Linked DNA regions of Homo sapiens: all the other regions are linked to region 3. Evidence: chromatin contacts called from ENCODE Hi-C or POLR2A ChIA-PET data. All regions are on one chromosome and are shown on one strand. Each heading gives the region's core, a stretch centred on a gene start or an enhancer-like site at or near the end of the contact. The rest is flanking DNA. Distances are from core to core; before and after follow the strand shown.

The links. A loop is a pair of places that touch in the nucleus more often than their neighbours do. ChIA-PET counts read pairs that join two places held with the same protein, here RNA polymerase II (POLR2A). Pooled maps may share reads with other maps.
Region 1: a pooled map shows a loop between it and region 3 (2.2-fold over the local background). The contact joins the enhancer-like site here to the promoter of HSP90AA1 in region 3. A Hi-C loop is called at or near these places in 1 of 168 maps with a recorded cell type or tissue (CD8-positive, alpha-beta T cell), 2 of 37 single-sample maps with no recorded cell type and 13 of 50 pooled maps. POLR2A ChIA-PET finds 5 or more read pairs at or near these places in 4 of 52 experiments (GM12878, OCI-LY7 and WTC11).
Region 2: a loop to region 3 is called in a map of CD14-positive monocyte, with 5 times the contacts of the local background. The contact joins the promoter of CINP here to the promoter of HSP90AA1 in region 3. A Hi-C loop is called at or near these places in 2 of 168 maps with a recorded cell type or tissue (CD14-positive monocyte and naive thymus-derived CD4-positive, alpha-beta T cell), 13 of 37 single-sample maps with no recorded cell type and 18 of 50 pooled maps. POLR2A ChIA-PET finds 5 or more read pairs at or near these places in 6 of 52 experiments (A673, activated B cell, activated CD4-positive, alpha-beta T cell and 2 more).

What each region holds. Positions count from the first base shown.
Region 1 is chr14:101,790,361-101,793,411 of GRCh38, forward strand. All of the region lies in intron 3 of PPP2R5C (protein phosphatase 2 regulatory subunit B'gamma), which reads left to right. Among named protein-coding and RNA genes, the nearest start is that of PPP2R5C, 30 kb to the left of the region's middle. RefSeq lists an enhancer at 169-238. Within about 2 kb of position 1,667, at least 6 of the 41 ENCODE cell types and tissues checked have a DNase peak (open chromatin) inside an H3K27ac peak, as active enhancers do; they include CD8-positive, alpha-beta T cell and OCI-LY7, where a contact is called at or near this core.
Region 2 is chr14:102,361,345-102,364,277 of GRCh38, forward strand. It overlaps CINP (cyclin dependent kinase 2 interacting protein), which reads right to left and starts at 1,546. Exons shown (of 5, transcript NM_032630.3): 1 at 1,501-1,546. The coding sequence starts at 1,507. TECPR2 (tectonin beta-propeller repeat containing 2) reads left to right here and starts at 1,597. Exons shown (of 20, transcript NM_014844.5): 1 at 1,597-1,772. RefSeq lists silencers at 1,591-2,000, 2,041-2,130.
Region 3 is chr14:102,085,704-102,088,429 of GRCh38, forward strand. It overlaps HSP90AA1 (heat shock protein 90 alpha family class A member 1), which reads right to left and starts at 1,341. Exons shown (of 11, transcript NM_005348.4): 1 at 1,283-1,341; 2 at 514-675; 3 at 55-421. The coding sequence starts at 675. RefSeq lists silencers at 929-1,218, 1,259-1,788, 1,849-1,898.

The sequences.
Region 1 (3,051 bases), core at 417-2,916, 300 kb before region 3:
TGTTTTAGAATGTTTCCATCTGCCTCCAAAAGTTACCTCGTGCCATTCACCATTAAGTTCCCCTCCGGGCCCCAGCTGCAGGCACCCACTGATCTGCTTTCTGTCTCTAGACTTACTTTCTTCCGGACACTTCATATAAGCGAAGTCATACCATAGGTAGTCTTTTACACCTGCTGTAAGGTTTTTGAGGTTCATCTGTGTTGTTTCTTTTTAATGCCGCATCATATTCAGTCAGATGGATACACCACATTTTGTTTATCCGTTCACCAGTTAATGGACATTTGGGCTGTTTCTTAGCTGGTATGAGTAACAGTGCTGCTGTGAACATTTGCATAGAAGTCTGTGCGAGCAGATATTTCATTTCTCTTGAGTAGATACCTAGGAGTGGAATTCCTGGCTTGTGTGGTAAATTTATGTTTAGCTTGTTAAGAAACTGTTGGCTGGGCACCGTGGCTCACGCCTGTAATCCCAGCACTTCGGGAGGCCGAGGCGGGCGGATCATGAGGTCAGGAGATCAAGGCCATCCTGGCTAACACGGTGAAACTCCATCTTTACTAAAAATACAAAAAATCAGCTGAGCATGGTGGCACTCGCTTGTAGCCCCAGCTACTCGGGAGGCTGAGGCAGGAGAATTGCTTGAACCTGGGAAGTGGAGGTTGCAGTGAGCCGAGATCACACCACTGCACTCCAGCCTGGGCAACAGAGCAAGACTCCGTCTCAAAAAAAGAAAAAAGAAAAGAAAAGAAAAAGAAACTGCCAAACTGTTTTCCAAAGTGGTTGTACTGTTTTACATTTCCACCAACAATGTATGAGGGCTCTGATGTGGCCACATTCTTGCCAATATCTATTATTGTCTTTTCGATTATAGCTTAATTCTTGTGGGTGTGTAATGGTGTCTCACTGTGGTTTCCATTGGCCTTTCCCCAATGACTGGAAATTTTAAGCATCTTTTCATATGCCTGTTAGCCATTTGTCTCTCTTCTTTGATGAGATGTCTTTTTTTAAGTTGGTTGTCTTCTTCTTGTTGAATTGTAACAGTATGTTTTCCCAGATATGAGTCCTTTATTTTAACAGAAAATAAAATACAGTAAAAATAAATTATTACAGAAGTGAAGTACAAAATACACTGTGTATAAAATAGTGTTTTTATTATTATAGTCAGTAGACATAAGATTACCCTGTTAAGTTGATACGAAAGTTTTGAAACGCTTATTCTCAATTTTTGTTATTCGTTGTAAATCTTCAGATTTGTCTATATGTGTCAAACCCTTCTTTTGAGCTTTTAATTTCAGGGTTTTTTTTTTCATTTATGAAAGTTCTGTTTGGTTCTTTTTTCAGTCTGCAGTGCCATTTTAAAATATTTTCCTATTCTCTTGAACATACCATCAAAACTTGTATGGTATACAAGTTTAGTATAGTATACTAAATAAGTATAGTAAACGCAGCTGTTTTATAGCCTGCGTCAGGTCACACTAGTATCTGAGGTGTTTGACACATTTTGTTCATGATGTCTTATTTCCTTGTGTACCTGATTTTTTTTATTGTATATTGGTCATTGTATTCAGATATGTGAAATAAATTGAAACCTAGAATCAAAGTGTCTTCTTCAATAGGGATTTGTTTTTGCTCTGCCAGACACCTGGAGGCACTGCCAATCTGGGAGTGCCTTAAACCACAACACTGGTTTGTTAAATCAACCGACCCAGTTGTTCTGCAATATATCCCACTTACCCCACTGCGGTTCCTGTAAATGGAAACCTTTTTTGGCTGAAATACATCAGAGGCAACGCTTTATAACTTAGGAGATAGTGACATTATTGTGAGAGATGCATAGCCTCTGGTTGCCTATCATCAGAAGTGATGCTAAATTTTCAGTTTTACTAGTGAATTCAGTTGATGACAGATTGATATCTCTATTGAACAATTACATATTTCCCTTTACAATTCAAAAAGTACTAGTAATAGTCTGCAGTGTATATTTTGGCATCCTACCAATGTGTATTCCCTGTCAACCATGTGCTAATGTCTTGAACAACAGTTGATAATCCTTGCCTGAGTCAGTAGTTTCAGTTTCACTAGCGAATTCAACATTTACTCTAACGTTCTTCTGAAAGCAGTGATTTTTCTTACCAACCAGAGATACTTGGTTATCTTGAAATGGAGCTCCTACTGAAAAAGAAGGATAAGCTTAATTCTTTGTCTTTTATTACCAGTTCCCTCTAATGGTGACAGCTGAAGCTTTTTTCTAGCTTTCTCTTTGTTTTAATATCATTGTGGACTAATATATTGTTGATTTCAGTGTGTTTTCATGTACCAAAAGCATTAGTCTTTCTGGTGTTCAGATGGCATAATTGCAATCATTAAGTGCCCTTTAGGGTAGCTCGTGTGTTTTTTTGTTTGTTTTTGTTTTTTTACATAGCCTCATTTATTTTTGATTCCTTGATTTCTGACACAGTGAGACATCCCTTGGGCTCATTTAATACCTTCTCTTCCCCAGACTTCAAATCAGCCATTTTTCTTTTCTTTTTTTTTTTTTTGAGACAGTCTCATGGTCTCATCCATGCTGGAGTGCAGTGGTGCAATCTTGGCTCCCTGCAGCCTCCGCCTCCCACATTCAAATGATTCTCCTGCCTCAGCCTCCCAAGTAGCTAGGATTACAGGCGTGTGCCACCATGCCCAGCTAATTTTTATATTTTTTGTAAATATGGGGTTTCACTATGTTGGCCAGGCTGGTCTCAAACTCCTGACCTCAAGTGATCCACCCACCTCGGCCTCCCAAAGTGCTGAGATTACAGGCATGAGCCACCACACCTGGCCAAATCAGCTATTTTTCAAAGAGCCCTGGTTCCTTTCAGTAGTAAATATATTAGCAACCAAAATCTGGGTCAGAGGGATGTTTATTGCTACTGGTCTGACATTACTTTTAAATGCTTTCAATGGAGGGAGCGAGGATATAAATTTTCTGAATCGTACATTCATATTGATATTTTAAATTTAATTTTAACATTATAGTGTTTTTGAAGCAGGATATTTCCCTGACCACTTCACGGG
Region 2 (2,933 bases), core at 296-2,795, 280 kb after region 3:
AGATAAGAAGTTGGACCGAGGGCAGTGGCTCACGCCTGTAATCCCAGCACTTCAGGAGGCCAAGGCGGGCGGATCACGAGGTCAGGAGATCGAGACCATCCTGGCTAACACAGTGAAACCTCATCTCTACTAAAAAAATACAAAAAATCAGCCGGGCGTGGTGGCGGGCGCCTGTAGTCCCAGCTACTCAGGAGGCTGAGGCAGGAGAATGGCGTGAACCCGGGAGGCGGAACTTGCAGTGAGCCCAGATCGCGCCACTGCACTCCAGCCTGGGTGACAGAGCGAGACTCCGTCTCAAAAACAAAACAAAACAAAACAAAACAAAACAAAATAAAAAAATGAAGTTTGGACTTCTAAGTATTAGCTTGGTGCAAAAGTAACAGATTTTGCCATTACTTTTAACAGCCAAAATTGCCATTACTTTTGCACCAACCTAATACAATGGGGAGTGAGCAATGAGCTCTGGATAGGGCAGTGAAATTATCTGATTTAGGTTTTTAGAAAGTCATTTCCACAGAGAAGTATTCCTGGATCCCCCAGGTTGGGTTACGACTCACCACTAGATATGTGGTACACCCTATAATTCTGCTATCATGATATTCACCAGTGGAGTGTATTTGCTTGTTTAATGTCTATATTCCCTGCTAAACTGGAAATTCGACTAGGGTAGGAACTATGTCTCGTTCTCTTTCAAACCTTCCACACATAGGAGGCTTTGCATAAAATGAGGTAAATGGAGGAATAGCTCTTACCACCTGTTCTATAATTGTCTAAGGGTTTTCCCCCCAACAGGAGATTCTGAGGGCAGGATCACATCTGATTCATGGTCAGCCTGACTCATACGGGGCACATATTTAGGAACCAAAAACATAACTGACTTCAAGAAACTCAAGGGCTGGTAAAGACAGACCAGTCATCAGCGTCACAGGACAGGGTAGGGTGAGGGCACAGTGGCTAAGTTACTTATCCCCTCTGAGCCTCGATTCCCCATCTGCAAAATGGGGTTGACATTACTTCATGGGACCACTGTGAGGTTCAAATGAGATGATCCACTTAAAGTGCTTGGAGCAGTACTCAGCAAACTGAGCACTAGGCGAAAGCCAGCTTTCATTACAAGCAGAATGTTCTGACTGAGGGCAGTTCAGAGAGGAGTTTCTGGACGAGATGAGCATGCAAGGCTTGGTACCCAGTGAACTCTGTTAGTACTAATTTATAGTGACAATAATTACAATTTGGATGTCGGATCTGCTGACACTCATTTGCGTATATCGTCCCGTTCATCTGTCACTGCACATGTGAAAAAACGGAGGCTCGGCAAAACTGTCTCCCGAGCAGCTCGCAGAGGCTGCGAGGGGCCTGCGGGCTAGGCTGGGGTAAGACAGAGGACCTCCATTTAACCTCATGTAATCCGGGGAGCTCCTGAGCTTCTGGTCCAACCTGCGGCCTAAGCAGTAACATTCACAGCCACCCCACCCCGGGAAAGGAACCGATCTCACGCACCTTCCATAAGGTCCACAGATATCCGTAGAAGGAGACGCGAAGCCCCGCCCACCCCACCGGAAACGCATTTGCGTCACGTCCGCCCCGCCCGCTGCCACTTGTGGCTCTGCCGCTCTAGCCCCCGGCGGAGCCAGCTGCTGCTCTTCGGTGCTGGCCCCGGTGCCGGCCCCGTTGCCCAGGGAACAGGCTCCCGGCAGCCCCCGCGGCCCGGAGTCCATCCCGCCTCCTCCGGCCCGGCGGGGCCGACGAGTCCGGAGGGGCTGCCGCGGGAGGTGAGTCCGGCGACGCCGCAAGCGGCCCCGACGCCCCCGACGCCCCCGACGCCTGGCCCCGAGCCCCTCCTCGGCCTCCCCCGGGCCACTCTTCCCTTGCCTCAGCCCCGCAGGGTCTCCATGCCCGTCCGCCCCGTCTCCCTCGCCCGCGGTCTCGCCCGCGCGGAGTGGCGGACACTAAATGCCACAACACACGGAGCGCCTGGCTCGCCGCCCGCAGAATCCGGCGGTCCGCAGCGGGGAACAGGGGCCGCCCGCCCCTCCTCAGGCCTCCGCTGCGCGTCCCGCGCCCTCGGCCCCCGGCCCCACCCTGCATCCCGGCTGCCGGTCTGGCCGCGGGCTCTGCTCCTTCGCCTTAAGATTGACGTCGTGTTCTGTCCCCCACTCGCAGCCCGCGTCCCTTACATCCGCCCACCGGCGCCTGGCCCCAGGCCTTGACACTCATCCAGTTGGTGTTCAGTGTTCGATGAGTGGATAAGTGAATGACTCCTTTCCCAATCCTATTTGAAGGCATGGGAGGCAGAATAGGTAGTAAGTGTTAAAGGATGGGGTGTCCTGGAGTCAGAGCCGGGCAGGTCCCAGCGGCCCCTTCCTAGCTCTGTGCTGGGGCAAGTGCCCTACCTCACTCCGCTCCAGTTTCATCACCAGTGGAATGGAGATGAGAATAGTTTCTACCTCTGGCTTGGTAAGAGGATTAAATGGGTCAGTGCATGTAAAGTTAAGCACGGTGCCTGCCGCTGTACATTTCAGTAAAGGGGAGCCCCTGCTGTCATCTGTGCTAGCCTGCGTTCTCGCCCTCTAGTCCCTTCTGATATGTCTCTGACTTCTCATGACTTTAGTTTCTCCTTCTCTACCTCCATTTCTCTTCCCTGCACTTTTTTCTTCCTCTCTTATTGGGATTCAGGAATTTTATTCTGTTCTGTGACTTATGTTCCATGTGTTGGCAGAATGTGGGATACCAGCCTGGGTGCATCCTTTTCTCATCTATTGGAGTGACCAGTTGCACTTGTGGACTGCCTCCTTGCAGCCAAGGTCTTGTAGACAGAGTTCTGGGAAATCTCAAAACGCAAATCCCAGGCATAGGTAGAATCTGGGAATGAAGCCACTGTAGCTCCTTGTGATCACCAGCGATTCCTGGTCTTTTAGGCTGCAGGACTTTGT
Region 3 (2,726 bases), core at 91-2,590:
GCAGCACCCCACCCTTCCACCGCTCACTTAACCAGTGAATGTTCAGGTGCCTACCTGTGTCTGTCCTCACTGTGAATGATCCCCCTGCTGAGGACTCCCAAGCGTACTGCTCATCATCGTTATGTTTGGTGATCACAGTTACTTTCTCAGCAACCAAATAAGCAGAATAAAAACCAACACCGAACTGGCCAATCATAGAGATATCTGCACCAGCCTGCAAAGCTTCCATGAACGCTTTGGTCCCAGACTTGGCGATAGTACCAAGGTTATTGATCAAGTCAGCCTTGGTCATTCCAATTCCAGTATCCACAATAGTGAGAGTTCGATCTTGTTTGTTCGGTATAAGGTTAATATGCAGCTCTTTCCCAGAGTCTAATTTACTGGGATCTGTCAAGCTTTCATACCGGATTTTGTCCAATGCCTGTTAACAAAAAATATTAATTTAAGCATACAGCACCCCCAAGAAGTTCACACTGAAACCAAAATCCGATTCTGGGTTAATAAGTGACTTACATCTGATGAATTTGAAATGAGCTCTCTCAGAAAGATCTCTTTGTTCGAGTAGAAAGTATTGATGATCAATGACATCAACTGGGCAATTTCTGCCTGAAAGGCGAACGTCTCAACCTCCTCCTCCTCCATCGGTTGGTCTTGGGTCTGGGTTTCCTCAGGCATCTGGAACGACACCGCGCCGGTTTAAAACCTTGCAGGACGTCTACAGAGGCAACACGAAATTCCATCGCGTTCTCCAAATATTTTTAAAGCCGAATTGGAGATTTGCGAAGTTTAAGTAAACCGAAAATAGAAGGGCGGCTGACAAAGGATGACCTCATTTCGGAGCGCGGCAACTACCACGAGCGTGTGCGCGCTTCCGGGAGGCCGCCGCAGGCCCGGGCCCAGTCCCCCGCCGCGGTCCCCAACGAACACCCCGGGTGCCCTCCCGCGCGGGCTGCGGCTCCGCCACGGCGGCCTCCTCCGCCTGCGCCCCCAGCGGGGCCGGGCGGGGGACCCCCGCGGCGGGGCCGCTCTGTTCGCGTGCGGCGCCAGCTCTGGCGCTGCTGCAGAGCCTCGGGGAGCCCGCGGCCGCCCGGCCCATTCCTGAAGCGGGGTGCGGAAACCGCAGCGGTCCCGAGGCCTCCGGAATAGAAAGCGCGGCCGCCCGGGAGCGCGGCCCTGGCTGCTTCAGGGATCTGGTCCGGCCCCCACAGCCTCCGCCCCGCGCCAGCCGCCCCCAGTCCCGGTCCCCAGTCCACCTCCACAGGCCCCCACAACCACCCGTCACCTTGGCTAAGTGACCGCACAGGACCAACGGCACAGCCACACCGGGACGCTGAAGCAACTGACGCGCCACCCCCGCGCCTGCCTTATATAGCGACGGGCCCGCCCAGCGCGCGGCGCTTTTTCCAGAAGCCTCCCGAACCTTCCGGAAGAACCCTCCCCAGCCGCCGCCGCGGCCGCGCGCCTACGCATGCGCCGTTGCCGCGGCACCCCGCCCCCGCGCCTTCCTGCGGGCGCGCGCAGGCCCTGCTCGTGGCCCGGCCCGGGCAACCTTCCCTCAATCGCCGCCGCGCGCCTCTCGCACGCCCCCGCGCCGGCCTCAATGCGCCTGCGCGGCCCGGAATTCTCGGGAAGGTCCGGGCGCCTTCTGGGGCCGCCCGCGCCCTCCGCCCTGCACCCCCACCTGCCGCGGGCGGGCGGAGGGCACGCCCGGGCGTGGGGGCCTTTGAAGTGAGGTGTAGTTGGTCACCCGGGCTGAGCGGAACGCGGGGCCGGGGTGGGAGGCGCGCCTGGAGGGAGGGTCGTGCGTGGACGGAGAGCGGCCCGGGTCTCACGCGCCCGGGAGACTTCCGGAGCCGTCGTCCTGACTGGCGCCGCGCCCGCTGCCAAAGAATCCAGCCGCAAGCGGCGCCGGGATCGCGGGGCTCTGCCCTCTGGGGGCTGTTAGCCTCAGGCTGCTGCGCACTGGGGAGGCTGTCCCGCGGCCTGCGCGCTCGGGGATTCTCCAGACCCACCGCTGGCTCGGGAGCGCTCCCTACTTTTGGGTTCCCCGAAAGCCATGTGCTTCATACTTAAGGGTCCCTTAGCTTGGGAATCGGGGACTTGGTGAACAAATTCATGCTTACCCAGCTACACCCGGCATGATTTTGAAAAGCCCATCGTTTTGCCGACCGATTTGCGGTCTCCAAATTAAGTATCTAACACTTTGGTGATTAACTTGCCCTAAAAGGTTTTTTTTTTTTTTTTTTTCTTTTTTTTTTTTTTGGACAGGCTCTCGCTTTGTCGCCCAGGCTGGGGTGCCGCGGCGGAATCTCGGCTCACTGCAGCCTCGACCCTCCCGGGCTCAGGTGATCCTCCCGCCTCAGCTTTCCCAGTAGCTGGGACGAGCGTGGGCAGAGGACCACAGGCGCGGACACCACACCTGTCTAGTTTTTGTATTTATTTGTAGAGTCGGGGTTTCACCATGTTGCCCAGGCTGGAAAAGCCAGTTTCTACATGGGAATTTTCGGATATTTTGGCCAAGGCCAGCTGTGGGAACCTTGGAGGCATTGGGGTTCCTTCGACCTGGCTTCCCTGCCTAGTCCATGTCCTCTTCCTCTTTGTCTCTGGCGCCTCCCATGATTGGGCCGCCTCCTGCCTAGACTCATAGCCAGGCCCTCGGAATAATCTGAAAGCTCCTTGCCGTGTAAAGAAACGATGGAACTACCTCCGCTTCCTGGTCTTTAGGG